Regions from separate parts of the Homo sapiens genome. Here region 2 is linked to region 1. A link is an interaction called in ENCODE POLR2A ChIA-PET data of the cell type or tissue named here. Cell type or tissue: OCI-LY7. All regions are shown on one strand. Each heading gives the region's core, and the rest is flanking DNA. Links, peaks and the distances in the headings are about the cores only.

Region 1 (16,584 bases), core at 4,149-12,148:
GTGGTTTTACACCACCATCTAGTGGTAGAAAGCAATACTGTCGCTAAAGCTCAAAAAGGGTTCATGATTTTTTTAATTCAACCGACAAGGATTTATTCTAAAGTCTCTGATTTGTCAGAGCTTATACTAGACACTGGGGATATAGCAAATGTTAATTACAAAAATCCATATACCAATTTCAGAAATCTCTCTCCCCCTGTTATTCTTACAAGCATCTCTAGTCTGCGGTCTTCACTACCAGGTCCCTCTCACTCCTGAATCTGTAATCCAAAGTGACCCTCAGACAGCTCAGATACCAGAACATAGAGACCTCTTAAACGCCAAGCTCCTGATGTGGACATTTCTGGGGAAGGGGAGGCTTTCACAAGTTCTCCTTGAATGATAACCATTCAGTTGCTATCAGTCTGAGAATGCAAATATATGTGCTTTCTTGAGTCTTGGAGAATGAGACATCAAGATTCAGGTCATTCTCATGGAATTTTGGAGAAAGATTCTTATGATGGAATAGGACATTATATGATGTCTTGAAAAGGACAGCCTATGATGTTCAGGGCTCAAAAAGTATCTGACCTATAATCCAATGACCTATAATCCAATGATGAATTACACACACACACAATAAACATAATTTTAATGCATTGTTACACTTATTAAAAAGTGAGGGAAAACTTCTGAGGCTCTAAGAGTTAAGTAAATAATAACAGAAGCAATGAACTACAACCTGAGCAGGCAGCCGTAGCAGTAAGCAAGTGAGCAGAGGAGGGAGTTATATGGTGGGATTGTCTGGAAATAAATACTTACATTGCTGCAATCAGCACCTCCAATATAGGTTATTGGATTCTTACAGATTGTATTCCATAAAATATAGCTCATAACGAAAACAGAAAAACCAAAACCAAAGAACACACAAGGAGCACATGAGAGACAGCAGAAATAATACATGAAAGATTAGACTTTCAAAGACCAGATATTGGAGTGATCCGAAAAAGAATGTGAAATGCAAACCAAAAATAAAATTCTAAGTCCCCCCAACCAACTCAATGGACCCCTCCTGTCAGCCAAGGGGATTCCAAAGAAACATAAAATACTAGTTCCAGCCATGATGCGAAGGGCAGGGGAATTGGACATGCCTCATTACACCCTCCTCTCTTTGGAATTCAGGCACAACTGTCCAGCATTAAAATTAAAACAGAGATCTCAAGACTGACAAAACAGACTCTGGTAACATTAAGATACCAACTTCCAACCTGACTCAAGCATAGCATCACATGACAGATAGCAGGGCCTGAAAGAAACAAAAGTATTTTACCCCAAATTATAATTCTTTGCCATATTTTGAAATGGCCCTGCAAAGCTGTCTCCTGTGGGGAAAATTTACATTCTGCAGAGAATCCCCTTCCCTTTCCAGGTATTTTTCTGACCCTGAAGGGATTAGATGAGAGTTTAGCATTTTTAAAGGTATGAATAGGAAATATTAGAATATTAGCCATTTATTACTTCTAAGAGCAGCTGCCTATGAGACTTCACCTACATAATAAGAACTGTGGTCTCCACATCACCTTACGTTAACCCAGACACTCCTTTCTGTTGATTCCAGGTCTTTAGATAATAACTAACTCTTTCAACAAATTGTCAATCAGAAAATCTTTGAATTCATCTATGACCTGTAAGCCCCCACTTCAAGTTGTCTCACCTTTCCAGACCAAAGCAATGTATACCTCATATGTATTGATTGATGTCCTGTGTCTCCCTAAAATGTATAAAACCAACCTGTAACCCAACCACATTGGGCACATGTTCTCAGGACCTCCTGAGGCTGTATCATGGGTCATGGTCTTTGCATTTGACTTAGAAGAAATCTCTTCAAATATTTTACAGAGTTTGGCTTTTTGTCAACAGAAACAACCATGTGTAAAAGGTCAAAAGAAATGGAAAAGGAAATTTTAAAAAAGCAAGAAAAACAGAATGTGAAAACTGGGCTGGGCGCAGTGGCTCATGTCTGTAATTCCAGCACTCTGGGAGGCCAAGGTGGGAGGCCTTGAGCCCAGAAGTTTGAGACCAGCCTAGGCAACATGGTGAGACCCCCATCTCTACAAAAAAAACACATTCAAAAAATAAATACAAAAGTTTAAAAACCAATATGGCAGATTTTAGAAAGAACTAAATAAAACTCGTAGATTTCAAATACACACCCGGATCGCAATGGCTGAATGAAACAGCAAATTAAACAAAGATGAAAAGACTATTAGAGAGTTGGAAAATATAACTTGAATAAATTACCTATAACACAGCCCAGAGATATAAAAGGATAGTATATCCAAACAGATGATCAAGATACATAGATGAGATGATGGAAGCAAATTCTAACGCAACTAATTTGGAGTTACAGGAGTAAAAGTTGGTGCACAAGCAGGAGGAGGGCTTGCAAAGCAGCAGTTAGGAAGGTAGGGCGAGATGGTGAGCTGAAATGATCATGGTGGTTATGACGATGATAAAAAAACTGAGGATTCTGAGGTTAATAGCCATTTTCACTATTTTTAAAGCACATCCCACAAGGAGTAGAGCTGATCAAATGATAAAATGAAAGAAAATACACAAGAGAGTTGCTGCTATTTTTAAACGATGAAACTGAATGAAATGGTGTTTGGGAGGAAGCAAAAACAAACTTAAAAATATACAATCCATAGTGATGGACTTGGGAACATAGGATCAAGAATGCTTTGTACACTTTCTTCTTTGTTTTCTAAAATTTCTACAATAAATAGGTAGACAGGGTCTATTGCTTAGGATTGCAAGCTGTATTAGGTTTGCATGGGAAGAAAAAAATGATTTCTCTGTACCCTTCAGGTTCTTTGGCTGAGCCATGAATTAAATTGACATAAGGCATATTAACAGGTGAAAAATAATTTGAATTGTGTATGTATGCACAGGAGTCCCACAAAAATATGAGACTCAAAGAAGAGCTGAATGATTGATGCTTATATATTATGGAATCCTGAGCTACAGACAGAAAGAGGGGTTTGGGGCTCCTAAGGAGTAGTGGGGACAAGTTATGGAAGGATGAGGGGGGGGAAATGTACAGTGAATAAATGTGGTCTCATTATACAGATAAGGATCTCTCAGGTGGTAAGAGTTGTCTCAGGAGCAGCTCTTTCCTTAATACAGATATCTTTATTAATAAAAATTTTCCTTAGAGATGCACATTTATTTTACAAAAGGGTAGCTATTCAGAGCGCTCTTGCATCTAGTTTCTCAAAATAATCTGCTAATAAATAGCATGCCCAAGAGGAATATTTAGGGGTGATTTGTCCTGAGCTCCAACAGTTTTTTAGAGCTACTGTAACAAAATACCACAAACTGGGTGGCTTAGAACCACGGGCATATTTAATGTCTCACAGTTCTGAAGACTAGAAATCTAAAATCAAGTTGTTGGCAGGGCCACACTCTCTGTGAAGCCTCTCGGGGAAAATCTGTTCCATGTCTGTCTCCTAGTTTCTGGAGTTACCAGTAATCTTCATCACTCTAACCTCTGCCTCCTGCGTCATTACACAGCATCTCCCTGTGTGTCTGGGTCTCTGTGTCTCCTCTCCTCTAACAAGGATACCAGCCTTATTGGATTAGGGACCCACCCTACTCCAGCATGACCTCATCTTAATTATATGTTAACTTAATTACATTTGCAACAACCTTATTTCCAAATACAGTCATATTTGGAGGTTCTGGGAAGCACATGACTTTTAGGGGACACTATCCAACACAGTACATGGGTGTTTGGTTTAAATCTTGGCTCTGCTACCAATTAGCTACGTAAACTTGAACAAGCTAGTGGCTATTTTGAGCACCCTGTTTTCTTATCTGTAAAGTGAGGACAAGAATACTCACTCCATAGACCTTTTGTGAGGATTACTGTGAAGGGCTGTGCTTGTGCCTATTGCAGAGTAAATACTTAGCAGGAGAGAGCTATTATTTTTGTTTTCACTGTCAGAAAAAATTTTTTTTAACAAATTTAAAGACAGAGAAAAAAGAATCACCTTGTCAGTGGACCAAAACATGCCATTTAAACAAAGCAAGCTTTGGGAAGCACCATGTCAACCTAACATTCGTTTCTCTCTCACATTATATTTAGTACCTAGTAAAAAACCTAATTTAGCTCAGGATATACTAGGTTCTAGTTAACTGATTGTTTCTGATGCAGGAGATAACATTTGCATCTATTTCAGTCTCAGGCTAAGAGGCTCAGAAAAGATACACAATTTTAGCTAAGAGTACCTGCCTAATCTAAAAGTATCTATTGCTACATTTTTTCATTTTTTTTTTCCTACTCTGCACAAGCTTGACTTTCCAGTTCATTTTAACTTGATGTCAAGTATATCCAAGGCCTTTTGGTTAAGAGAAGGGAGCCGTATAATCTACTTGACAGAAAATAGCTTCCTTATCAACCTAATTAAATTTCTCTTCATTAAGGTTGCATATTATGGATTTAAAGATATGTTATCTGGGAAGGTTATGATACTAACTTATAAGAAATTATTAACATTTTAGGATGTATTATTTTTCCAATAAATTAGACCCTTAAGAGGGCAGTTCTTTCTGAGGTGAGGAAGGAGGTTCAGGAACATTCCAGAGCCTGGTTCACTTCAGGGTACACTTTTTATCTGGGAAAAGGTAGTGAGAGGGTAACTGAGAGCCTCTGAGAGGCAACAGATTTGCCACCTGAGAAAAAAGCCCCTGAGGCAATGACTGTGTTACTTACATGTGTATAATGTTCCATGTGCTCCTCTGAAAATACCCATGTGGCTTTGTGTACACATATATTTAAAGAATGTGTAAGCAAATATAAGCAGGTTATGAAACATACACACAAAACAAAAAGAAGTTGGGTGCTGGAGACACCCTGCCAGAGCCCACAGTTAAGCTCCCCACATCCCAGCCTGTGATCTGGGCAAGTAACAGAAGTTCATTGGGCCGGTTACATCAGAGCCCCTAGGGTTATTTTAAAGATTAACTTTGTTACTATTGTAAAACACGTAGAATATTGCTTTACACAATATAGGTTTTTAAAACGTCCTTAGTAATTCGCTTTTTTCTTCCTGCCAAAGACATGAAGATGTTGTGCCTCTATTTGTTCTTCATAATCTCATTATGAGTTTTGCTTTGGAACAGTAGGTTATAATCACCTGAGGATTCCCTTTTGAGTTGATGAACAGGATGAAGCTAGCCCGTTTCCAGCTGAATCTACATCAAATTAAGGAAAGCAAAAATATTTTTTAAAGAACAGACTGATGTTTAGTAATGGAAGCAATAGTATTTTAGTAGTGAAAAAAAAAAAAAGGCAGTGCCTGCTATAAAGACTGACAGCCTGAAAAACCTAGTATGTCTCTGTGGGTGGATGCTAACACAGTTCTTTATTTTTATTTATTCATTAATTATGTTGTTTGGTAGAGACTGAGTCTCACTATGTTGCCCAGGCTGGTCTTGAACTCCTGGCCTTAAGCAATCCTCCCACGTCAGCCTCCCAAAGCACTGGAATTACAGGTGTGAGCCATGGTGCCCAGCCCAACAGTTTTTACTAGTACCAAAGTAAAGAAGATTTTTAAAAAGGCATATTCTGTCTTATTGCCGTTGTTTCTAATCAGGAAGGCAAACAATGTAGACAGGAACAAGTTTAACCTTTGGGGGAAGTGTTTGTTTAGTAAATATCACATTGTTTAATCCAAGAAGCCCTTTTCCTTCAATCTGTTAGCAAACAGAGGCCTCCCTGAAAATCAGTGTTGTGCATCTTAAATAAATATCTTGACTGGACCAGACCAGCTGGGTCTGACCACAAGGGGAAGCATATTCTGACATTAGGCTTTCTCTCATCAACAGGTTGGATGTGATGGGCCATTGAAAAAGGGATGATGGGTCCTTAGGTATAAGGAGCTGATGGGCTTATGGAGAGAGCCAGATGTGAATGCATTTTGAATGGGCTGATTCCTTGCAATGTATTTTTTTTCAAATTATTCTATTATCATAATGATCACAAGAAACAATGGTAAGTCCCTGTGTATTTTCAGTCTATATATGCCCTGGGCCCTGTTATTAGCCTCCTCCTTCCCCCAGGATGTGTAGAAACATCAAATAGAGCCTACTAAGTCTCAGACATTATTATAAATAGTTGGATACAACAGTGAGGGCCTCTGACCTCATGGAGTTTACAATCTAGAGAGGAAAGGGGGCTACCCTGGTTTAGGTGTCCAGGGAAAGCATCCCCCGAGAAGTGACCCTTAAGCACAGACATGAATTGGTGATAGAACCATGTGATGAGGGGCTCCAAAGCCAGACTGCTTGAGGTCAAAATCCTGGTTCTGTGTGAAGTTTCCAGAACTTTCTATGTCTTGACTTTCCTATCTGTAAAATGGAGATGAGAGTAATTGCTTCATGGTGTTGCGAGGATTAAATGGTTTAGCAGTATATCGTCAATCATAAGGCCGTATTTTTTCCCTACATTTTGACATCTCAAGATCAAGAACTTCTTAGAATGAATAGGGCTTACACTCACTGATGGGCATGCAGCAGTCCTGATAAAGTGGTTAATGATTGCTTAGGAGCTAAGACAGTTGCTGTCCCAGGTGGCATGACACATTTGCATCTGCTCTGTGCCACAAACCATTAAGGACCATTTGAGGAAGAAACATGAAGCCTGATTGTTGGAAAACATTTTGTGTGACACCCTGTAGTCAGATCTAAGATGCTCAAGTATCAAAACTGGGAAATGGGTGTCAGCAGCTTGGAAGAAAATTCTGGAACTGGAATCCCGGAGTGAAGTATTGGTAAAAAATATGACAGTATGAGTCTCTTCATGGCTCTGACATCATTATGTAGACAAACCCGGACTTTGGCAATTCTGTCAAAACTGATTGAGAATGGGCAGACTCCAAATGTAAAGAAGGCTTAGAAATTGATTAAATAATTTATTTTACTTATATTTTCCTTTTTATGTGTGAACAAGTATGATCTCTAATTTTTAAAATTACATCCAAATAAGGATCATTTTTCAATAAGAACAAATAAAAATTCAAAGTGACAAGAAAGCATGGCTCATATTTAATTGGCCACAGTTTTTTTCTTTCTTAGTGGCTCATAAAATAATAATACATCTTACAAAGGATGCATCTTAGAGTCCATGAAAGGTTGGTGAATCTTTTACAACAGTGCCTGGCAGTAGCAAGCTTTTGGTAAACCATTATCAGTATTTCTCGGTTCTTTTGGGGACAATGGTGCTCACCTCTAAGTTTTACTGCTCAGTGTACATCTCTCACTTTCTAAGCAAATCTCTTCATTAGGCTCTTACTACAATTCATGGAGAAAGGAATAAGAGCTAGCACAGAGGAGGTGCTCAGTAATTATTTATTGATTAAATGAATGAATGACTAGATTCCTGCTAAGCCCCCTCCTATTTCAGAGAGCAAGTGTAAGAAACTTCCATTGCCTCTCTAAGGACTGTCCTTGTCAGAAGCTACCCTAAAATTGTAGGCCTTTCCTCTCTCCACCCAGCACTCCAAGTCATAATTTGCTTTCCAGGATGGTGTGTCTCTGCTGTAGCCTGGGATAGAATGGGGCGGCAGAGGTCCCCCTTTACCCCGCTTTGTGCATTGCATGCTCTCAAAGTCTGGCACATTAAGCTATACAGATATATGCAAATTTATATACTGAAGTCCTGGTATAAATTATAGCTCTGTAAGAATACTCTTCTAGTCGTCTTTCTCTCCACCTTATCGTCTCATTCTTCACCCATCTCTCTCTCTCTCTCTCTCACACACACACACGCACACACACACATAAATAAGCACAGGCATTGAGGGGATATTAAAATAATTCTGAGTTGAGGAGAGAGAGTTCCAAGGAATTCAACAGAGAAACTGGTGAGGGCTTTTGAAAAGCAGATGCTGATCCCTGTCCTCCGTGGGTTTAACTCCAAGGTGGTGAATGCACTTAGAGAAAATTGGGGATTTTGGAGTCATGGATGGAGTCCTGTGCTCTGCTTCTCTTGTGTACTGGGAGGCAGCAAGCACCCATTCCCTATGTCATCATGGTTTTGGGAGTAGAGAGGAGACACTGTCTGAGACTTCCAGGCCCAAGGGCCAGAGGCAGACTCTGAGCTCCTTCACTGGCTGTCAGAGCATTGAGAGGAGCACCGTGCTTCTGGTGCAGCCTAGAGAATCGTGGATGTGACGCTGGAAAGTAAAGGAGCTGACGGTGCCTGGAGGCCAGGGCAATTCCCCCATTATGCTATTGTCAGGAGACTCTGAGAGCCCCCAGAAACCTAAATGCCATAGCAGAGGGAAAAAAAATTGGGAAAAAGTATAAAGGGACAGCATTTTTCCTGAATCACCTAAGAATACCGGGTATGACAAACTTTACTCTTAATTGGCAATGTTGCATCCCATTACTGATGGAGTAGGAACTTAAGGAAAAAGCCATGTTTAGTTCAAGAGGAAAAAAAAAATTTCCTATATGTCTAAGTATGTGGCTTGAATATTCTTACCTGCTGTATGCATACATTCTAAGAAAACTCATTAATCTGGAGGAATTATGGGTGGAAGCAGTGTAGTCTAAACCTATAATGAGAAAGAAAATCTCTTCAATTAGCAAGAAGTTCCCTTGCTCTTGTAGTCAGTTTCTTAAAGGAATATAGACCAAAGGCTTATCCGAATCATGAAAAGAAAACAATATTAATTTCTTGTGAATGTTCTCTTTGATTCCAAAGGAAGAACTCTGGATGCTTTTTATTGTGTGCATTGGGGATTTGAGGGATGCTGGCCATTCTTTTCATAGATGAATTAACATGCTAAAGTAATACCCAGAAAGCTTGTTTCCCTAAAGAAAAAATATATAAACTTAACTATGTAGAAATTCCAGCAAAAAGATTGAAGGACACCAAGGACACCTAAGTAATAGAAATGTGAATTTTGAGAAACAGCAGTGGAATAATTTCCTAAAAGAAATGTCTCAGATGCTAGATGTGAAAGAAGAGGCGAATGCCAAACTGTGGAGTGAAAGCACGAGGATTGGAACAGGAGTGCAAAAGGAGTGTGAGAGTTAAACCCTGGAATTAATGAACAACTCTGAACTTATTCAAGAAGTAATGGATGGTTATATCAACTGGAAATATTTCATTCAATAATAAAAGGTTGTCATAAACAAAATTTTAAAGTAGAACATTAAGAATGGTAGAGTTTTTGTTTTGTTTTGTTTTGTTTTGTTTTGTTTTGTTTTGTTTTGTTTTGTGACGCAGTCTCGCTCTGTCGCCCAGGAGTGCAGTGGCGCGGTTTCAGCTCACTGCAAGCTCTGCCTTCCGATTCACGCCATTCTCCTGCCTCAGCCTCCTGAGTAGCTGGGACTACAGGCACCCGCCACCACGCCCGGCTAACTTTTTGTATATTTAGTAGAGAAGGGGTTTCACCGTATTAGCCAGGATGGTCTCGATGTTTTGACCTTGTGATCCGCCCACCTCGGCCTCCCAAAGTGCTGGGATTACAGGCGTGAGCCACTGCGCCCGGCCAAAAATGGTTGAGTTCTTAATTTAGGATTCTTTGCCATTAGCCCACAGATGTCTGTGACATATTTGGCGCCCTCACCTTCAATCACTGGGGGGATTCTGAGCCTTCCCTATTATTGAATGGTGAGTATCATATGTTCCAGAATTAACCAGGAGACACAAGCTGTACATGCTCATGCGCGTATCTTTCCCAACTTAGGTGCTTTGCTTCAGTGAATAAGCCAACTGGAGCGGTGGCCAATGGTGGGTGCTCCTGGCACCCCCTTCGACTACATCAGCACCAAGACATGCTTTTGTTTGTTGTGTCTTTAAAAATCTTGCTTTCATATGAATTTCTTACATTTGTTAGTTTTAAAAATATACTTAAATTAAAAATCATACATTTCAGACTCTATTTTTAAATTTTTTTATTTGTATAAATTTAAGGCGTATAAGTGCAGTTTTGTTACATTGATATATTGTGCAGTGGCGAAGTCTGGGCTTTTAGTGTATGCATCACCTGAGTAACGTACATTGTACCCATTAAGTAATTTCTAATCCCTTACCCTCTTACCACCGTTTCACCCTTCTGATTGTCTAATGTCTATTATTCCACACTCTATGTCAATGTGTACACATTATTTAGCTCCCGCTTATAAGTAAGAATGTGCAGTATTTGACTTTCTGTTTCTGAGCGGTTATACTTAAAATAATGGCCTCAAGTACCATCCATGTTGCTGCAAAAGAACATGATTTCATTCTTTTTTATGGCTCAACAGTATTCTATTGTGTGTGTGTATATGTGTGTATGTGTCTGTATGCATAAATACCACATTTTCTTTATCCAGTCATCCACTGATGGACATTTTAGATTGATTTCGTATCATTGCTATTGTGAATGATGCTGCAATAGACATAGAAGTACAGCTATTTTTTAATATAATGATTTCTTCTCCTTTGAGTAGATACCCAGCAAGATTGCTGAACTGTACATTAATTCTATTTTTAGTTCCCTGGAGACTCTATTTTTTCTATTTTCCAGTCTTCACCAGTTTTCCCAGTAATCCCATTGTCTGCTCCAGGATCCAATTCAAGACGCCATATTGTACGTAGTTTTCATGGCTGTATATTCTCCTCCAGTCTATGACAAGAAGTTTTAATAAATAAATGTTTTGATATCTAACAATTCTTTTAATCTATGTAAATTGAAAACAAGAGAAGAAAAAGTCCAAAAGTTATATATGGCTACGACATATGTTAAGGATGACTGAGACACAATACAGTGCCTTAAACTGCACTAACAAATTTATTTAAATAAGATAAAATTCAACAATTTTAATGTACAGTCCTATAAATTTTGACAAACACATACATCTGTGCAGCTGTATGTTATAATCAAGACATAGAATAGTTCCATCACCCACAAAAAATATTTTATCTATAGTCAATCAGTGCCCTAAAACATCCAGCCAAACACTCCCCTAAAACACTCAGCCGTGGCAACAACTTTATTGGCATGACGTTGCTCATATATCCCCTTGTTATCTTTTAATTACTGTGGACTATGTAGTGATTTCACTGCTCTCATCCCCAGTATTGATTATTTTTGGCTTCCCTCTCTGATCAGCATAACTAGAGATTCATCAGTGTTATTGATCTCAAAGAGCAAGCTTTTGATTTCATTGATTTTCTCTGTTGTTACTCTGTTTTCTATTCCACTGATTTTTGCACAGATCTTTATGATTTCTTGCTTTCTGCTTTGGGTTTAATATGTTCTTCTCTTTCTAGTTCCTTAAGATGAAAACCCATATTACTGATGAGAGGTCTTTCTTCTTGTCTTATATAAGCATTTAATGCTATAACTTTCCCTTCATTACTGCTTTAGATGCATTACACAAATTTTAATTTATTGTGTTTTTATTATCATTCATTTTTAAACATTTTCTCATTCCCATTATGCCTTACTCATTGAGTCATAGATTACATAGAACTGCATTGTTTAATTTCCATTTTCCCCATAATTTTCCAGGTATTTTTCTGTTGATTTCTAGATCAATTTCAGTACGATCAGAGAATATGGTTTGTATGATTTCAATTCTTTTAAATTTGCTAAAGTTTGTTTTATGAGTAAGAAAATGGCAATCTTGGTGTACTTCCATTTGCACTTGAAAATAATGTGTATTGTGCTATTGTTCTATTGTGGGATAGAATGTTCTACTAATGCCAAGTAGGTTAAGTTTGTTGACAGTGTTACTCACATGTTCTCTAAAGTTATTGATATTTAAAATTTATCTGTTCTATTAATTACTGAGAGAAGAAAATTAACATTTCCAACTATAATTATGGATTTATCAATTTCCCTTTTAATTCCATTAGTTTTTGCTTAATGTATTTTGAAGCTCCATTGTTAGGTTCATACGCATTTATGATTGCCATGTCTTCTTTATCATTATGTCATGTTCCTCATGATTCCTGATAACATTTGTTCTAAAGTCTACTTTGATATTTAGTCCCTTCACCTTTCTTTTGATCAGTGTTTTTATAATCCATCTTTTTCTATTCTTTTAATTTTAACCTGTATTTAAAATGAGTTTCTTAAAGACTATATAGAGTTGATGAGTTGCTTGTTTATTAAATTTGATAATCTGTGTCTTTTGTTATGTTTAGACAATTTGTTTAATATAATTATTGATATATTCTTATTAAAACCTACCATTTTGTTAGTTGTTTTAAATTTTTCTGTCCATCCTTTGCTCCTCTTTTTCTGCTTGCTTTGGATTGGTTATCTTTTTACATTCAATCTTATCTACACTTTTGGCCTATTATTCATATATCTTTTAGAAATGTTTTATTTTTAGTAGCTGTTTCAAGCTTTATAATGTGCATCATTAATAAAGCACGGTCTTAGGCCGGGCGCAGTGGCTCATGCCTGTAATCCCAGCACTTTGGGAGGCTGAGGCAAGTGGATCATCTGAGGTCAGGAGTTTGAGACCAGCCTGGCCAACGTGGTGGAACCCCATCTCTACTAAAAATACAAAAATTAGCTAGGCGTGATGGCGAGTGCCTATAGTCCCAGCTACTCAGGAGGCTGAGGCACAAGAATCGCTTGAACCTGGGAAGTGGAGGTTGCAGTGAGCTGAGATTGCACCACTGCACTCCAGCCTAGACAACAGAATGAGACCCTATCTCAATAATAAAAATAAAAATAAAGCACAGTCTTACTAAAACAATATCACACTACTTCGAAGGCTTTAAAAACCTTATAGCACATGCTTCCAATTCCTCCCTCCCATAACTAGTGATGCTATTGCGGTCACACATTTTAATTTTGCATATGCCAAAATACATCACTCTTATTTTTGCTTTAGAAAACCAATAATCTTTTAGAGTAATTAAAAAGAAAAAACTTTTATACTTATCTTTATTTTCATCACTTCCAGAAATCTTCATTCTTTGTATACATCAAAATTTCTCTCTCGTAAAATTCCTTCTGCCTGAAGAGCTGTCTTTACACATCTTGTAGTGCAGGTCTGCTGATAATCAAAGATCTTGGCTTTTGCTGTCTAAAAGAGTATTTATTTCTCCTTCAGTTTAAACTGTATTTTCACTGGGTATAGAATTCTAGGTTTACAGACTTTTTGTTTGTTTAAGTGCTCCAATGATATCACTTTATTGTCTGCACACTTGCATAGATTATGACAAGAAGTCTGTTGCAACTTTTTTCTTTTCTTTGTTTCTCATTGTATGTGTCATTTTCTCTATAACTTTATTTCCAGCAGTGTGCTGTATCTTGCGGTGTGTGTGTGTGTAGTGTTTAATATTTTTGTGCTTGGGGTTCTCTCAAATTTTTGGATCTGTTGTTTGTCATATTTCATTATTTTGGGAAAAATATTGGCTGTTATCTCTTAAAGTACTTTTTCTGTTTAATTTTCTATCTTCTTCCAGGGTTCTAATTACATGTATATTAGACCACTTGATAGTATTCCAGAGTTCCTGTATTCTCTGTCTCTTTTCCTTTTTCACTCTTTTTTTCTCTTCGTGTTTTACTTTGGGTGATTTCTTCAAGTTCAGTGATTCTTTCCTCAGCTATATTGATTCTTCTGATAATTTCATTAAAGTAATTTTTCATTTCTGTTGCAATGATTTTTACTTTAAGCTTTTCTATTTGTCTTTCTCTTTATTTTCGATTCTCTAGACAGACATTTCCCATCTATTCATACATGTTGTCCCTATTCTCTCCTAGAGTGTTTAATAAATTAATCATAGTTAATTTAAATTCCTGCCTGATAGTTCCAATATCTGGGTAGGGTCTGAGTTAGATTGTTGATTGCTTCATCTCTTGACAGTGGTTGTTACATCTTTTTATTGCATGCTGGATAAAGTATACAGGACAGTAGACATTAAGATAAATAGTATTTATGCCTAGAAATAGGAATACTTATTCTTCTATTGGTCATTAGTGTTGGAGTTTGAGTCAATATGGTCAGAAATTCAGCTGGGTTTCAGTTGTATTGTTGCTTCAGTGCCCTGCCAGTTTCATTCCTCTGGCATTACCTTATGCTTAAGATGGAGACTGGTTTACCTGATAATTTTACTCAATGTGCCTGATCTATCCTCAGTTTTAGGCCTTCTCTGAGTATCTGCATATCAAAGAAGTTGTCTCTTCAATTTTCTGGCCTTTTACCCAACAGTAGGCTGCTATCACTTGTTACTTGGCGCTTGCTAGTATGGTAACGGGGAGTGAGAGATGTTTTCTGTTGTTGCACTTCAACCAAATTCCTAAGCAGACCCTGTGGGAAGTTTTGCTGCCCTTCCACCAACAACTTAAGTCTTTTGTTCCTTAGGGTAGAAGGGACTTGGCAGGATTTTGTGCTTTTCCCATAGCAGAGGCAGTTCCCCTTGTCCAGGCTCGTATTAGTTAAGATTTGTCATGTTTCTGGAATCTTCTGTTGTGGAACAGAATCAACATTCTTTTTTTAACTTTTATTTTAAGTTCAGAGGTACAAGTGCAGGTTTGTTATAGTACATAGGTAAATGTGTGTCATGGGAGTTTGTTTTAAATATTATTTAATCATGCAAGTATAAAGCCTAGTACCCATTAGTTAGTTTTTCTGATCCTCTCCCTCGTCCCCCCTCTACCCTCTAAATGGCCCCAGTGTGTGTTGTTCCCCTCTATGTGTCCATGTGTTCTCATCATTTAGCTCCCACTTATAAGTTAGAACGTGCAGTATTTGGTTTTCTGTTCCTGTGTTAGTTTGCTAAGGATAATGGCCTCCAGCTCCATCCATGTTCCCACAAAAGATATGCTCTCATTCTTTTTTATGGCTGTATAGTATTCCATGGTGTATGATATGGTTTGTCTCTGTGTCCCCACCCAAATCTCATCTCAAATTGTATGCTCCATGTGTCAGGGGAGGGACCTGGTGGGAGGTGATTGGATCATGGGGGTGGATTTTCCCCATGAGAACCATGCTGTTCTCATGATAGTTCTCACAAGATCTGATGGTTTAAAAGTATGGCACTCCCACCCTCACTCTCTCCTCTGCTGCCACCTTGTAAGATGTGCCTTGCTTCCCCTTCACTTTCCACCATGATTATAAGTTTCCTGAGGCCTCCCTAGCCATGCATAACTGTGAGTCAATTAAACCTCTTTCCTTCATAAATTACCCAGTCTCAGGTAGTTCTTTATAGCAGTGTGAAGAAAGACAAATACAGAAAATTGGTATTGAGAAAGTGGGGCACTGCTATAAAGATACCTGAAAATGTGGAAACAACTTTGCAACTCGATAATGGATAGAGGTTGGAACAGTCTGGAGGGCTCAGAAGAAGACAGGAAGATGTGGGAAAGTTTGGAACTTCCTAGAGACTTGTTGAATGGACTTAATCAAAATGATGATAGTGATAGGGACAATGAAGTCCAGGCTGAGCTTTTCTTAGATGGAGATGAGGAACTTATTGGAAACTGGAGTAAAGGTCACTCTTGCTATGCTTTAGCAAAGAGACTGGTGGTATTTTGCCTGTGCCCTAGAGATCTGTAGAATTTTGAACTTGACAGAGATGATTTAGGGTAGCTGGTGGAAGAAATTTCTAAGCAGCCAAGCATTCAAGATGTGGCCTGGCTTTTTCTGAAAATGTAGTCATCTGTGTTCACAAAGAAATGGTCTGAAATTGGAATCTATGTTTAAAAGGACAGCAGAACATAAAAGTTTGGAAAATTTGCAGCCTGACCATGTGGTAGAAAAGAAAACCCCTTTTTCTGGGAGAAATTGAAACCCCATTGACTGCAGAAATTTGCGTGCATAAATAAAGAGAAACAGAATGCTAATAACCAAGACAATGGTGGTGTCTTGCCCTGACATGTCTCCAGGGCATTTCAGAGATCTTCATGGCAGCCCCTCCCATCACAGGCCTGCAAGCCTAAGATGAAAAAATGGTTTCCTGGGCAGGGCCCAGGGCCCCACTGGTCTGTTCAGACTTGGGACATAGCACCCTGCAACCGAACCACTCCATCTCCAGTAATGGCTTTAAAAGGGGTCAAGGTACAGCTCAGGCCATGGCTTCAAAGGGTGCAAGCCCCAAGCCTCAGTGGCTTGAGGTATTAGACCTATGGGTGTGCAGAAGACAAGAGCTGAGATTTGGGAACCTCCTCCTAGATTTCAGAGGATCTATGGAAATGACTGTGTATATGTGCATATTTTCTTTATCCAGCCTATTGTTGATGGGCATTTAGGTTGATTCCATATCTTTACTATCCTGAATAGTGTTGCAATGAACATAAGTGTGCATGTGTCTTTATAACAGAATGATTTATATTCTTTAAGGTATACACCCAGGAATGAGATTGCTGGGTTGAATGGTATTTCTGTCTTTTGGTTTTTGAGGAATTGTCACTCTGTCTTCCACAATGGCTGAACTAATGTACACTCCCACCAATAGTGTATAAGCATTCCTTTTTCTTTACAACCTCGCCAGCATCTGTTATTTTTTGACTTTTTAATAATAGCTATATTAGTTTGTTCTCACACTGCTCTGAAGAACTTCCTGAGACTGGGTAATTTATGAAG
Region 2 (16,584 bases), core at 4,174-12,173, 58 kb before region 1:
GCTTATTTATCTTATGAATTGTGCAAACACCTCCTGAGAAGCTAATTAAAATGGAAGTCAGTGCTGCCAAGTCCGGGAAGCCTCCAAATGAGCATCATGAGGCTGCCAGAAAGCATAATTAATACACACACTCAACTTCTCACTGTGGTTTAAGGGAGGGTTGGGGGAGAAGACTCTGAAGGACAAATTAACTCTGAAAGGTGAATATAAAGTGGAACTTTCTGAGCTCCACTGCCAAGCACAGCATGGGCCAAATGAAAGGCACTGGGTATGGGTATAAAGAAATACTTGGTGTTGGGTGGATGTAGTTTAAGAACAGGAATAAAACTGAACTCACTGCATCTTAGTACCATTAAGAAACAAAAAATGTTATTTATATTTGATTTGTGTGCTACACTTGAAGTTAAATTAATAAGACATATCAGTAAGCTGGGCCTAGAAGTAAAATATAAATATAAAATCTGATATAATAACCATTGAGAAAGTGTAATAAAAAATAAAATCACATTTCTAATAGTGATGTAGGATTTTTCTACTCGGTCACTTTGCAAGTTGAGGACCCCTGGCTGGCAACACCCCACCTGGGCCTCTCTCAGCCATGCTGATGTGCCCCAGTTCATCTGTGTTATAGCTTATACCTGCGTTTAGTGGTTCCTGAGCTCTTGTACCATGCTCAAGAAGAATGAGGATATGCAGGGCATTGAAGGGTGAGGAAGATGGAGAATAACGATGAAAATGGCTTTCAGTGGAGAAGTGATGTGGGGTGAGGGTTGTGGGAGTGGATAGTTGCCCCATGGCTGGGTCTGGGTCCCTTCATGGACTCAGAATGGGGAGTGCATACTGATTGGTTTGTGAGTACGCAAAAAGGTTAAAGTGAAGACACCACTCAAAGGTGGGCATGACTGTGTAGAAAAACCAATTAGGAAAAGGTAGGTATATGTTAAATAAGTGAAGGGTGGAGATTAATCAGATGAATGTGTGCCAAATAAGACGACAAGTACTCAATCCAGTCCGAAGATTTAACTTGTAGCTTGGTTTTCAGGCTTTAAACTGTCTTTAGCTTGGACATGGGGTTTTGCCAGGGACCTGCCCCTATCTGCTTAGGCATTTGTCTGCCTCTGTCAATAGCTTGGCAAAAATATTTTTAAATACCTAGAAACAAACTTAAGAGGAAGTAAGTAGGACCTCTAAGAACTCAGAGACTTTACTTACAGCCATAAAGAAAAACTTTAAAAGACTTTACTAAGTGGTAATATGCATTACACTGGGTGAAAAGACTCCGTATGGTAATATAAATCCAACTCAAATTCAGACATAAACAGCGTAATTTTAAGAAAAGTATCAGTGGTAGTTTTGGAGAGGATTTAACAACTTGATTTTTTCACATCTTCTTTTAAAACAAATAATTTCAACTTTTATTTTAGATGCAAGGAGTACACGTGCAGGTTTGTTACAAGGGTATATTGGGATGCTGAGGTTTGGGGTACAATTGATCCCTTTCCCAGGGTACTAACCCAATAGTTCTTCAACCCTTGCCACCCTCTCTTCTTCCCAACTCTGGTAGTCCCCAGTGTCTATTGTTGCCATCTTTATGTCCATGAGTACCCAATGCTTAGCGCCCACTTATAAGTGAGAACATGAGGTATTTGGTTTTCTGCTCCTGCATTACTTCATTTAGGATAATGGTCTCCAGCTGCATCCATATTGTTGCAAAGGATATGATTTTGTTCTTTTTTATGGCTGCATAGTATTCCATGGTAACAACCTGATTTTAAAATTCATCGAAAAGGTCAAAGCAAGAGAGTAGCTGAATACATTTTGAAAGAAAAAATAGATGACATGGGTCGGGCACAGTGGCTCACGCCTGTAATCCCAGCACTTTGGGAGGCCGAGGGGGGTGGATCACGAGGTCAGGAGATCGAGACCATCCTGGTTAACATGGTGAAACCCTGTCTCTACTAAAAAATACAAAAAATTAGCCGGGCGTGGTGGCAGGTGCCTATAGCCCCAGTTACTCTGGAGGCTGAGGCAGGAGAATGGCGTGAATGCTGGAGGCGGAGCTTGCAGTGAGCCGAGATCACGCCGCTGCAATCCAGCCTGGGCGACAGTGCGAGACTCTGTCTTAAAATAAAATAAAATAAAATAAAATAAAATAAAATAAAATAAATAAAAATAAAAAATATAAAACGTGAACTTCCAGGTAACTAAAATTATTACAGAACTATAATGCTTAAGAAAAGGGATAATGTTACTGGCTAAGAAAATTGACACATGAAACAAAATAGCCTATAAACTGAGCTCCCTATGTGTAAGATTTTAATGTGGACTAGAGGCTTTGTAGTAAGTGATTTTTGAAAGGAAGGCTGAATAAATATTGATCTAATGTGGAGCTATTTATTAATTATTAGAGAAAAATAGTTGCCCCTTTCATATGTCACTTAAATTGAAATTGATTAAAGATAGAAATGAATTACAAGAAAGTATATGAGACCATCTGATCTCAAGATAGAGACAGATTTTTCGAAGCATGAAAAGAAGGAACAGTATAGAGTAAAAAATCTTTTCTCCATGAAATTTAAAATCTTTATATCAAAACTCACTGTAAGCAAGTTAAAGGAAATAATACATGTGGAAAATATTTGCCACATGTATGAATCATGATTATTGGCCTTGTATAATAGATGTCTCAAAAATCAATAAGGGTTGATTTTGATTGTTAAATCAAGAAGAAAAAGAAAACATGCCAGGTCCGGTGGCTTGTGCCTTTAATCCCAGCTATTCAAAAAGCTGGAGTGGGAAGATTGCTTCAGGCCAGGCGTTAGGGACCAGCTTGAGCAACATAGCAAGATCCCTGTCTCTCAAAAAATTAAAAATAAAAAAATTAACCAAGTATGGTGGTGCATGCCTTTAGTCCAAACTACTCAGGAGATTGACATGGGAGGATCCCTTGAGCCCAGGAATTCTAGGCTACAGTGAGCTGTGACCTTGCTGCTACACTCTAGCATGGGTGACAGAGTGATGTCCTGTCAAAAAAAAACAAAAACAAAAACAAAAAACAGAAAGAAGAAAGAAAGAAAGAAAGAAAAGATGAATACTATACACACAAAAAAATGAGTGAAACTCATGAACAAAGGGTTCATTTAAAAAGAAATCTAAATGGCCAATTTTGTGTGAAAAATGTTAACTTTATAAGTAACAAAAGAAATGCAAGTTAAAATAAAAACAGATTACCATTTCTCAAACTGATAAAACTATTTTTAAAAAATCAAACCCTATATGTGATAAATAAAACTCAAGTCTCTACATGCTCACTTTTGGAAGAAGTGTCAAGCAGTGCACTCTTTTGAAGTCTTTTGACTATTATATATCAAAAACCTAAAAAAATCCTGCCAATTCTTTACTAATTCCATTTTTAAATAGAACTGAGGAAATGATTTAAATGTACACATAGGTTTAAGATAAGATAGTCATTACAATATTAACAATGGCAAAAAACATAAAATAGTCTTAGTATCTAACAACATGAAAATAATTATATAATGGAATCCTGTGATATTATTAAACTAATATTTTGAATAATAATTATACATCGTAATGCTATATTTAGGTTTAAATTTATTAAAAGCTGTATAATAAATATTTAATAAATAAATACTTGAGCATGCAAATACATACTACAGGAAAAAAGAAAAATTATCCCTGACATATTAACTTTTTCTCAGAGCTAAGCTTTTGATTGGCTTTTTTTTTACACTTTTTCATGTTATGTTGTCCAGATTTTCTACAATTAGAATACATTATTTTATAATCAGGAAAAAAATTAATTAAAAATTTTTAAGGCTTGATCACCAGCTCATAGGATATCGACTCTAGAAAAGAACATTAACAAAAACCTGACCTGCCTTCTCATTTTTCCCATAAAGAAACCAGAGAATCAGAAAGCTAGATGGTTGGCGAAGGCCAAATGCTATTTGCAAGCAGAGTAAATGTGCCTCCCCAAATGTGCAGCCAAATAGGCCTCCCCAAGATAGCCTATTTCAAAGGATCCCTTTACAGGCACCCAGAGGGAGAAGCCACCAGCCCCCAGTGTTCTTGGGGACACGGCAGGCTAAGGGTAGTTTTCCAACTCATCTCAAGTTCTGGCCATTCTTGTTGAAAAGTTAAGACCAGAAAGTAGAGCTATGACCAGGCCTTAGTCCTGCTGCCCAAGAGACCAACCCGCGCCTGCATAGACCTCTGAGCAGATTCTGAGTTCCTTTCAATCTGGAAGGCTGCATGCCTATTTGAGAGGTGAAGGAATTGAGGGAATCTGCAAATTCTACCCACCTCACATCCAAATACACCATGGTTTTCCACTCCTGCCCTAACACTCAGATCTCCTTTATCTAAAAGTAGGTGTCAGTAGTAGTAGCAGTGGTGCTGGGGTCATTCCATAGATTACAATGTGAACGGTAGAGTTGTGGCAGATGGTGGCCTTGGTCTGGGAGGACTTGAAGGAGTCTGCCATTGAAAAAGGGCAGAAATGTACAGGCGTGCCAAGCAAAAAGAACCATGTGCAAAGGCCCAGGGCTTTGATACCGTGTGATGAGAAGTTCAGCAACGTAGGGTGTGGGGGCAGGAAGGATTGACATCTGATGTGGCTGGATTGTGAAAGGCCTTGAAGACTATGCGAGGGAGGACTATGGGAAGTCAACAGCAGGGTGTGGGAAATGGAAGGGAGTGGCAGGTGGGAACAGCGGGGGCTAGGCCCTGACAGAGGAGGAGCCATGTACCAATAGGGGATTGGGCAAACTGGACCAGCAGATAAATGGAAGTACATCCCTGATGGACTGCAGCCAAATTCAGCCAACAGCCCCAGCTCCAGGCTCAGGCCAGCCTGGACATAGTGCAGGAGGATCTAACTGGCCAGGGCCATCTCCCCTGCCCCAGCTGCATATTCCCCTCATGTGGCTCAGAGTGGACAGCTAATAGGGGATCTGTGTTTCAGAAGAAAAGGATGAAACAAGGCCATACCAAAAGAGGAAGCAGCAGAACTTTGCTCAAAAGAGTTATCAGCTGCAGGGAGTCTCCAGAAATGCTGAAAGGAGGCCTGGACAACAACTGCTTGACTGAGCACAGCCAGCTCTGTTCATGGATGACAGACATGCTTCGGTGGCCAGTGAGCTTAGAAGACAGAGGCCTGTGTTCACGTCCCAGCTCTGCCACATCTATAGTGATGGGCAAGTCATTTATCCTCTCCAACTCTCAGTGTTCTCCACTTTCCCTGTCAAAAGGGCATAATAATGGTCTCTATTTCATATGGCTATTGAGACAATAAAACAATTTATTGCATAGAACATTAATAATTCTGAAGGATTGTTGTTAACTTTTTAATCTTCTTCTTTCATCTTCCGGGGACCCAGATCCATTATTTGTATTTGTATTCCAAGAGAAGAGGAACGGGTATGTGAACAGCCACATATTGGGTCACTTTACATGAACTACCCTCTGAATTCTCCCATGGGCCCCACAAGAAGGGCATTAAGATCTCTCACGGGCAGAGAAGTTGAAATTCAGAGAAGCAAAATCACCTATGTAATATCCCAAGCTAATTTAAGGCAAACAAGTAATTCTGTCTACCCCCAAACTCCTGCCTGTCCACCAACCAGACTGCCTTCCCCAGCTCAAATCTCCACAACCTGTTAGTGCCACCTGCCCCTGTACACCTGCTGCCACGGGAACAAGGGTCCCATCCCCTCAGGCCTCACGCGGACCGGGAACATGGCCTTTGTTTTACTGGCAAAGCTGACCCAGGCCAGGACACAGCCAGATCCACCATCCCTGGGCTCGGGACTATTGTGGGTCACAGATATCCCTTTGACAGTGAGATGTCACACCTGGAACCCACTACCTAGCAAAACATAAGAATTTGGAGTAAAACACCATTTTTAAAAATCTACATGTGCCTTTATCCCACAGGGAGTTCCTGAGGCTTCAGGGAGACTTTCAGGGGTCCAGAGAACCCAGAGGGATAAGGGGCTGGGAGTAATTTTAATGGTGTAGGATCTCATAGGATGGAGTGAAGTGGAGAGTTGCGGGAGGCATTTTTACACTGCTTATCCCACAACACTCTCTAATATGGTTTAGCCCTTTCACCACACAAAGTAAGAAGCTGACGGTTAGACACACAGGGGAGAGGCTGCTTCATATGGCAGAAAGAGCTGGGACTGCCAGTCCATGAGATGTTTGTTACAGTTCTCATTTCTTTACTTATTTTGCTGGGTGATCTTGGGCAAGTGGCCTAGCTGCTGTTACAACACAACCACAATGATAACTGCCATTCATTGGGTGCTTCCCAAGGGCTAGGCCTTGTCCTAGCCTCTGAACGTTTATTATTGCATTTCCTCTTCACAATAACCATAGGAGGTAGCCATGATTTTCTCCCTTTCGTGGATGAGGGTTGAAGCATGCTGCAGACTCAAAGCCCCTCCCCAGGGCTCTACATCTACCGTAAGGCCACCTTGGGCAGACACTTCTCCTTTATAGAGCAGGGAGCCTCTGACAATGCAAACGTCAATGTCAGATAATTTTTTTTCTTTTAACAATCGTCACTCTGGATGATGCTGGGGTGGTGTGTGTGTGAGGAGTGTTTCCTAGAGAGACATTCATGACAGTTCTTAAGGTCAGGGGCGGTATGGCTGGAGCCACATTTGTGAAATTTAATCACCAAGATTCCCCTTCTTTCAAAAGAGTAGAGCTCCTTCTTCTCCTTTCCAGGCTCTCTGTTTCCGGAGCTTTGGGCTTTACTCTCTAAGAGTTTCAGATGTGTTGAAACTCTGTAGAATTCAGGGGAAATCTTGCTGGGTCAGAGCCTGCACAGTTATCCCTCTGGGAGTTTCCAGCTTTGTGTGGGCTCAATGTCAACAATTTTTGTTCGAGAAGCTCTAGAGCTGGCCAAAGGCCAAAGTTACCCTGGCCAGGTTGTTGGTGAGAAAACTTAAAGGTTATACTTCTATAAGAAGAAAGAGAAATTGTCTTAGCCACAGGCAAATGACAAATGTGTACAAGGGTTTTACATTTGCCATCTCATTCAGCTTCCACACGGGAGACAGGGGATAGTATCCCCATTTTAAAGAAGAGAGAATTGAATTGGCCAAGGTCACCCAGATAATAGTAGAATTGGGAGAGATTTTTCTTTTCAAAACCAGCTCTTCATTGCCCATCGTTCCTTGCTAATTCTCCAGCTGAGACACAGGATCATGTTGCAGTATAAGAACATACCAGACTAGCTGGGATTAAATTTTGGCCTGACTGTGGGCTAGTTACTTAATCATTCTGAATCTCAGTTCCTCATGCATGAAATGAGGCTGAAATTACCAGTATTTGCTTCACAGGGCTCTTGTGAGTTTTCAATGGGTTAATATGGGGGAAATCTTAGAACAATGTACATGACATAGTGTCAGCTATTTTAATCATATAACTTGATTTAAGAAATGCACTGTTGTTTTAGCAGGTATATAGTGTACACTAGGGGAAGGAAAATAATTCTCAGACAACAAATCAGACTCTGTGCCGGGTGGGTGCTTCAGACTCATAACTCATTTAGAGTGTTACCACAGTCCTATGAGTGAAGCACTTAACAGATGAGGAAACTGAGAAATAATGTGCAATGTGACTAATGTTGCTCAGCTACAGAGTATTCGAGCTGGAACACAAACCCCAGGCTGACCCTAGCACTTCTACCTTTCCCTCTGTCGTGGTGTCCGACGCCACTGGATGGAAACGAAGCAGCCCAACAAGAAAGCATGTGCTGGAAAACACATATATGTGACTAGAGGACCACCAGGGAGGGAAGGGCTGCCATCTTACTAACGTTGCCTTATTTTACAAATAAGTTATTTCCTGACCTAGTCTTCTGTACATTTAATTGTGATTAATACTGAAAATTAAAATGCACAAAGCACAGAGGAACCTGGTATTTCAGGAGCCTCCTGTAATTGATTCAGAATTTGAAGACATTCATCTGTATTTGTTGTTTATTGTCTTCCTACTATGTGCTGGATCTGAGGGTTAGAAGGTTAATGGAGGAGTGACACAAAGATTAAATAATGACACACTGAATGGCATGTTCACTAATGATGATAAGCACCATTAAAGACAGCTGGATGGAATTTAAAGGGGTAGATGGTAGTCTGGTCTGATCTAGCCAAGGGCCCAAGAGACAGCATGCAAAAGTCTAAAGGAAGAAGAGAAGGAAAGGATAAATATCACAGACAGAAAGAAAAGCATGAGCAAAGGCTTTATGGCAGAAGGAGCATAGACTATTTGAGGAACTGAAAGATTCTCTCTGTGTCTAGACCACAGAAAAAATGGGTTAAAGAAGTTCAAGATGAGGTTGGAAAGGCAGGAAGGGGCCAGAGTATGCAGAACACTGGTTATCATATAGAATCGGTCTTTGTTCTAAAAGGATGGGGAGGGATTCAGATAAAAAAAATTAAGATTTTTTTACAAGGGCTGTAAAATTGCAAGTAATCTGTTTAGGTTATGATTAACACAACATCATATCATTGTATTATATACTAACATATGGTTAGTATCCATCATATTGTGAAGGTATGACAAACAGCCTTCAACTTACATCCAATTCTGAGGATAATTAATGGCTATGGGAATAATGTGTTGAGACTCAGTGGGTATATCTGGATCCAGTAGGAATGAATACTATTATCCATTAACAATATAGGCCTGTCCAGGCACAGTGGCTCATGCCTATAATCCCAGCCCTTTGGGAGGCTGAGGGGGGCAGATTGCTTGAGGCCAGGAGTTTGAGACCAGCCTGGCCAACATGGTGAAACCCTGTCTTTACAAAAAATACAAAAATTAGCCAGGTGTGGTGGCGCATGCCTATAGTCCCAACTACTCGGGAGGCTGAGGCATAAGAATTCTTGAACCCAGGAGGTGGAGTTTGCAGTGAGCCGAGATCGTGCCACTGCACTCCAGCCTGGGCGACAGAGAGACTCTGTCTCAAAAAACAAAACCAAACAATGTAAACCTGGAATAGACTGAAGCTGGGTGTTCTAACTGTGGCTGCATAAAGCAAAGGGGCTCTGTCATAAGACTGCCCCAGGTCTGAATCACAGCTGTGCCACTTGGTATCTGCTGGAACTTGGGCAGTTTACTTAGTAACTCAGAATCTCAGCTTCCCAAGCTGTAAAATAGACATAGAAGTACCCATCTTCAAGGGACTTTATGAGGATTATTGGAGTTGAAATGTTTAACAATTAGGCACATGATGGACTTCATAATAATAAACTTTCTTAATGTATAAAGAGAATTTGGAAGTATAATTGCAGAATATTTAAAGTTGAAACTACCTTAGGGTAAGTGGGAAGGAAAAAACAGAAAGGACAACTTATTTCAACTTTTCTCAACATAAGTTATCTTTAAGTATGAGTGCTACACAATAGACCTTTACAAAAACAACCAAGAGGGCAGGTGTATGCTCTGCATGCATTCATTCACCAGGTTTGGTAAATGAGTTACCCATTTACCCCGGTAGTATAAGAGATTATTAAACTGTGGCACCAAAAGACAGACATACTAGATGTTGGACACTTGAGCAAATTTGTAAGCTGTCCATCCAAATTTTTAAGCTGCAAAAAGGAAATTGTTAGAAAACCATTAGATGACTTGCACACATTGAGGAGATGAGACAGTTGGGATGCTGAAGATTAAGAGGATTTGTGAAGAGGATTTCATCAGAGAGAGGTGTTAGTGAACAGAGTCTCAGATAACTCCCGGGTTTTAACTTTTTCAGGCATAGTGCCAGGTACAAAGTTGATATTCAACAAGCATTTATTGAATGAATGATTGAATGAATAACTGATATATCACTATAACCTGAAATAGGTAAGAAATAGGGAAAGAGCATTAAGAGTCTTTAATCTTGAGGCTGCAAATAAATTATATCACATAAAATTAAGAAAGTTGGCTGGGGGCAGTGGCTCCCATCTGTAATCCCAGCACTTTGGGAGGCCAAGATGGGCGGATCACGAGGTCAGGAGCTTGAGACCAGCCTGGCCAATATAGTGAAACCCTGTCTCTACAAATAATACAAAAAATGGCTGAGTGTGGTTGCTCATGCTTGTAGTCCCAGCTACATGGGAGGCTGAGGCAGAAGAATTGCTTGAACCTGGGAGGCAGAGGTTGCGCTGAGCCGAGATCGCACCACTGCACTCCAGCCTGGGTGACAGAGCGAGACTTTGTCTCAAAAAAAAAAAAATTTTAAGAAAGTTTGCAGGTGTGATGAGGGAGCCAATTTTTATAATCTTTGAAGAGTATGGAGTAAAATTATAGAAGACTAGAAATAGTTTCTCCTTTACAAAAAAAGCTGAATTTCAGAAATGATAAAACTGTGCCATTAATTTTGGCAAAACACTAAAGTGTATTTCTAAACAGTTAGTCATGAAAGTAGTCTTCACCAGGAGCTAGCATTTGTCTGTTAGGGTTACTAGAGTAGCCTGAACAGGAACATACTAAAAATAATGTATTCTGATTTTAGGGAGAGATTTGATAGCTGGGTAATTGCAAAAATGTGGTTGCAATGATAAGACAGGCATAATTGTAGTTTGTAACTACCTTACACAAATTCATTAATGGCAAATTAGTCTAGATGGAATCCCTAGATTCAGGATGTAGAGTAGTGGTTTGCAGTCCTGGTCAACTGTTAAACAAGGAAACTTTTACAACACATCAATATCTGCCTCCACACTCAGAAATTTAGATTTTTTTTGTCTGGTATGGAGTCCAGCCATTTGAATATTTCAAAAATTCTCTAGTGTTCTAACATACAAAGTTTTAATCACTATTTTCTTAATGTTCTATTCTTGGCCATGGACTTTACAATATATTTTTAAGGAACATATTGAATGAAGACAGAAAAACTCCTTGTGTTGTGTTTGTAGATGAGTCAAAACTAGAAAATGATGACATTAAGCCTGAAATGAGCAAACAAATGAAAACCTTCAACAAGACAGAAAAATGAGCAAAGACACTCACAAAGTAAAATGTCTTGTTACAGAGGTATTTTGCTAATGAAATGAGTCAACACGTAGAAAGAACTTAGAGCAGAATTAGGTACATGCACACTCAATACATTTATCACACCAAATCCTGCTCACCGTAGGTCAGCATTCTCTCCATATTAGAGAAATGAAGGTACAAAGAATGTGCCCTTCTAGCCTAAGATCATGCAGTAAGTTGCAAACCTGGGCTTCAAACCCAGTCCTGACTCCAGTGTCCAAGTTCTTATTTACTATTCTGAGTGTTAGTGTGAACTTTGATTTTAGGACTGAAAGGGATGTTAGAATTTACCTCAGACATTTTAGAGAGAAAAACTGAGGTTTGGAAAGGTGAGTCATTTGCCCAAATGCACAAAGATAGAGAATGGTAGAGGAAGAAGAACGAGGAGGAGGAGGAGGAGGAGGGGGAGGAAAAAGGAAAGGAAAGCAAAGGAAGGGAAGGGAAGGGAAGGGAAAGGAAGGAAAAGAGGACAAAAGGAAGGAAAGAAGCCAGGTCCTGTGTTTAGGGACCTTTCCAAATCAAAGGAAATCTGGGAAGGTTCTAACTTATTTCACGGAAAAGGAGTGCATCAGGAGGGAAATCCACAAGAAAGCTTTGAGAAATGCTCTCAAAGAGGTTCTGACTCTCACAGGTAGTGCTAGACGTTTCTCAGTAATCCTGAGATCAGTCTATTTCTCTCCCTCACAGCCCCATGCCTGGACTAAGCCTGTTTTGTCTTGTCTTGTCTTGTCTTGTCTTGTCTTGTCTTGTCTTGTCTTGTTTTGTTTTGTTTTGTTTTAGAGGCAGGGTCTCACTCTGTCACCCAGACTGGAGTGCAGTGGTGCCGTCAGGGTTCACTGCAGTCTCTACCTCCCAGGCTTAAGTGATCCTCCAACCTCAGCCTCCGGAGTAGCTGGGACTACAGGCACACACCACCATGCCTGGCAAATTTTGTTTTGTTTTGTTTTGTTTTGTTTTTGTAGGGATGGGGTCTCACTGTGTTTTTCAGGCTGATCTCAAACCCTTGGCTTCAAATGATCCTCCTGACTCAGCCTGCCAAAACACTGGTATTACAGGTGTGAGCCACCATGCCTGGCCTAAAGGTTTAATTAAAGAGGTGAACTCCCATGTCAAGGAGAGTGTTAAAAGGTAAGAATTGAAGTTTGTTTTCTCTGGCTTAGGGAAATCCTGACCCAGAGATGTGGAGAAGGATATTGAAGATGTTTTATACCAAATTATAAAATCTTGGATTAGGAGATTTCAGAAGACTTCCTAACATGTACTGTGGCTGCTCTTGCCACATGAAAAAAACCCATGGTCCTGTAGAGTATGCTCCAGTGATTTCTGGGAATCCCCAGGTGGAATCCCACATGTACTCATGAACCAGCTTTATTGGCTACTATGTTGCTTCTACCCCGTTTTTTCTTTTTTCTTAAACTCATTCTGTGTAACGAAGCTGCCTCACTCAGTAGTGAGAATGAAGATTAAATGAGATAGCACATAGGCACTCAATAAATCAAAATTTGTTGCAATAATGCCATTAATAATGAAGAAAAATAACTCCGCTAGTCGCTTCTGCTATTTTAAACTAGATGTCCACTGGAGTCAAGAGAGACTAGAATAAACTACTAAGGAATATTTGAAGGGAAAGATAATCCTTTTCTGTCAAAGACAGTGATTCAGGCTTCAAAGGCAGGAGGATGACCCAGTCTGGACACAATAACAATTCCAGGCACAAGTTGCTATGTGTTGCAGGCAGGATCTCCTAAATGGAGTCCTGGTGGACACCTGTCCTAAAAGCACCCAGAGCTCACACTGCTCCAGCCTGCACCTCTCACCTCCAGCCACCTTGGAGAATGAAGATAAAGACAGTGATCACTCCAGAGTGCATGCTGAGGCTCAGGGCCTGTGCTACATGCTGCAAGTATGTGACCTCACTGAGTCCTCACAGCAACTTATAAAGCCAATGCCCTTTACAGAAGGAGAATATATAAATTCATAAGAGTTAAATACCTTGCCCAAGGAAGTGTCTATTTTCTGACTGTAAGACACATCCTTAACCCCTCTGTATATGTCAGGAGTTTCCGGTAAATGTTCTCTACCTAGACCTGCAAGAAGGACTCCTTCTCTGCTCATCTGCTTAGACCCTAAAACCATCCCCACATCCTGGCCTCCTATGAGTCTAGCCTGGCTGCTTTGCATCCTCCCCTCATGGGAGTATTTGTGAAGAATGGATTTAGCTTCTTGGCTCTGCAGCTTTGCTTCTGAGCCAGACAGAGGACTCACATGACTCCAAGTGTCAGGTCCCCAGGGACACCAGTGCGAACACCAGCTGCAGCTGTGACTCCTTTTGCACACACTGTTTTTGGAGGAGCTCTTACCACACTCTGAGGGACTGAGCACACTATTCACTTTCTGAAGGGTACTGAAGGAACATCTGGGGTCATCCTGCCTTGGTCAATATCCCTACATCTCTGCAGTAAAAGGCAAGCTCTTCTCACCCTTCCAAGCACGGAAATGCCTGCTGTCAGGGAGAAAACTTCCAGCAAAAGCTGGTGCTTTTGGACAGTACCAGATCTCCCTATCCCAGCTGATTTTCATAATTTCCTAGTCCTGAAATCGAGGCAGCATTTGCCAATGTCTATGCTTCTTGCTGGCAAGAAGATACAGTCTCAGCAGAATCTGCATGCAGCACTTTGGGGAAGAAAACTTGAGTGTTTTCAACATCTATCCTGCAGGCTTGATGTCCAGGTTTCCATGTAGGTCCTTGAAAGTCATGTCTAATAGAGTTGTGTACTACGTGTGCCTCAAGCTCCAAAATCCTTTGTCAGCAGCTCGAAATGACATCTGCTACTTGCTTAAAACCTCATGTCCTTCTTGAAAGTATTAGCCCCACTCTCACATTAGTTTAAGATCCTCATCAGAGAATTTTCTAAAGAGCCTGTATTAAGGATTTCACGGGAAGATATCCTTGATCTTCCTCTGTAATGCATCTCAATTCCTTATAACCTAACCCAAATACAACAAACCAAAATAATTTTGAGATCAGACAGACTGAAGCTGAAATTACCCAAAATGCCACTGGTCAGGTTTCCTGGAAACAGACTCATAGAGGGAGATTTTTGCCAGATGTTTCTTGGAGAGTGCTCTCGGGAACATCTATAAGGGACCAAGGGAAACAGGACTGGGCAGAGAGAGTTGAATAGAATGAAACAGAGGTTTAAGCTGATCCCATGGGGGAGTTCTGAATCTGGGTTGGCCTTTTAGAGATGTCTCAGATTAACCTCTCTGACCTTCGTATCTCTGCACAGACCAGCTTCCAGGGAGAGGTTGTGTGTAACCTTGGATAAGGCAGTTACCTTTGGTAAAGAGAGCCATTTTCAAAGAGGAATTTACTTATGGGCCATCAGCAGGCAATGTTTGCAACCACTGGGGGCACTGAATGCCTTTGTTTTAAAGGTGGGATTTAGGTGGCACACCACAGCATCCACTGCACAAGGAAACTCTCTTACTCTCTAGGAAACAGAGGCCTAGAGAAGAAAAGCGGGTGGCCCAGGGTCACACAGCAAGGTGATGGAATAAAAAAACAGTATGGACTGCTATGGAAACCGGGAGCATTAAAACAAAAAAGACAAAAACAAAACAAAAAACACTAGAATTGCAATGAGGACCATAAACCTCAAAATGTTTTCCCTCTAATATCAATATACCTATTTTTTTGCTAAGCATATCCTATTGTGCCAGCCAGTGTGTTAAGTATGTTACATTAATTAATATATTAACTAATCAGAGGGAACCCCATAAAGTAGGTATTATCACCCTTATTCTGTAATGAGGAAACAATTTAGTAGCCTAGCAAAGTGTCTAGCACATATTAAACATCCGTCTGTCTCCAATGCCTGTGCTTACAACCCACACCTTCCTCTCTACAATTCACCTAGGAGCCTTCTCTCTACCATTGTAAATTATGCTATCGCCCCAATCATCAACAGTTTAAGAGAGGAACAAGTCACCATTCTCTGCCCAGCAATCCCTCACTGCCATGAGAACTGCTATTTTTGTCACCATTTGTGATTCCTTACTAGTCCACCACCATTCTTATGCTGGCTTCATAAAATGAATTTCTAGTTTATCCGGCCAAAGGCCCATGGATCACAACGCTGTGACTAAACATTCTTTCAAGCATACAGCAAATATTTATTGGGTGCACGCTATGTGCTGGCGTCCTGCTAAGCACTTTGCATTCATTCTCTCGTACCACCCTATGAGGCAAATATTTTGATTCCTACTTTATAGATGAGAAAAACAGAGGTTTAGATAGTGCAATCACTGACCCAAGATCACGTAGCCTGGATTTAAATGCAGATCTGTTTTGCTTTGACAAAGCTGGGTTCATTCATTCTCTGTTATTAAGCAAACATTTATTAAGTTCCTACGCACAACCCAGTACTGTGCAGAACTGCACTGGAGATAGAGCTCCACTCAGGACATATGCTCTCATTCCTTGCCTTTGTGGCAGTTGCATTCTAGAGGAAGAGTCACAAATACAAAGGCCTCCAGGGGCTTTGAGTTAAGTGGATGGGTGGGGAGTGCAAGGAGGGGACAGCTGTTCTCTGCCTTCTTAAGGCAGTGACTACTCAACTCCAACCAAATGTTGGTATGTGAGAATATGGGCCCAGAATTGCCAGCTTTTCCATTCTTCAAGAGGAGCCAGAAATCTATATTTTATGCAAAATGCCTTGATGTCTTAAAATTGTGGACTAAGCCAACTATTCTGTTAGCATGAATGTGTGTTAAACAAAAGGCATATGTGGGCCAGATTAAGCCCTGGGGGACACCACGAATGCCATCTTATTCTGAGACTCCTAGAAAGTCAGCCCACTTAAATCCAGGTTAATCTCATGTCGAAATGTCAAGTGCACCCTACATGTTCCCTGAATCTGGGGACTTTGCCTATGGTACAGGAAGCTTTAAGTCATGACTCAAAGTTTTCTTGCTAGAGAAACCCTACAGTTTATTTCTCTTATTCCTTGAAATTCCATTCTTCCCTGAGTCTAGGCTATTAGCTGACCTGCTTCTGTCAGGAAATAGCTGGATTGTGGGTGTCTACAAACAGTAAGAGAAGGCTACGTGACCACCGCTCACAGCCTCCTTCCCCCTTCTTGTTCCTGCTGCCACCAGATGGTTCTGAGATAATGCCACGTCTTTCCTGCAAGAAACAACATTTCCGAGCCATTCTGCTGATCCCTTCTGGCTGTCTTGGGAATGCAATTTCTGGGCCTCTCCCCTCCTGTCATTGCTTCCCCTGTCTTATCTTCAGAGGGGTAGGGGACCTGAGCTGGTCCCTTTCCAAAGAGAGTCAATCATCCACCATGCTGGAAGTACAGGGGCTCACGTAGATGGTGTAAACGTGCAAACTCGAGTTCTGGCTCGCCCATGTATGCTTACAGTATGTTTGGGACCACCCAATCATTTCCAAACTTATGTGTGATACCAATCTCACTCCTTATCTCTGCTGTGAAGATTCATATTCTCTAATCAAAC

The links. ChIA-PET counts read pairs that join two places held together with the same protein. Peaks named below come from ENCODE experiments on the same cell type or tissue, not always from the same donor. Only the 100,000 strongest peaks of a DNase experiment are listed, where the experiment ranks them.
Region 2: POLR2A ChIA-PET joins it to region 1 with 11 read pairs; 3 of 35 experiments call an interaction of 5 or more read pairs at or near these places.

Annotation. Positions count from the first base shown.
Region 1 is chr1:66,446,587-66,463,170 of GRCh38, forward strand. No RefSeq gene overlaps it. Among named protein-coding and RNA genes, the nearest start is that of SGIP1, 79 kb to the right of the region's middle. RefSeq lists enhancers at 1-44, 55-104. In OCI-LY7, for the core only: a CTCF peak has its summit at 5,828; no DNase peak of the experiment used is centred there.
Region 2 is chr1:66,389,062-66,405,645 of GRCh38, forward strand. No RefSeq gene overlaps it. Among named protein-coding and RNA genes, the nearest start is that of SGIP1, 140 kb to the right of the region's middle. RefSeq lists enhancers at 8,242-8,421, 11,275-12,474, 11,966-12,045, 12,136-12,185, 12,316-12,445. In OCI-LY7, for the core only: no CTCF peak of the experiment used is centred there; DNase peaks (open chromatin) are centred at 5,080, 8,350 and 11,740; H3K4me3 peaks cover 140 bases; H3K27ac peaks cover 2,183 bases.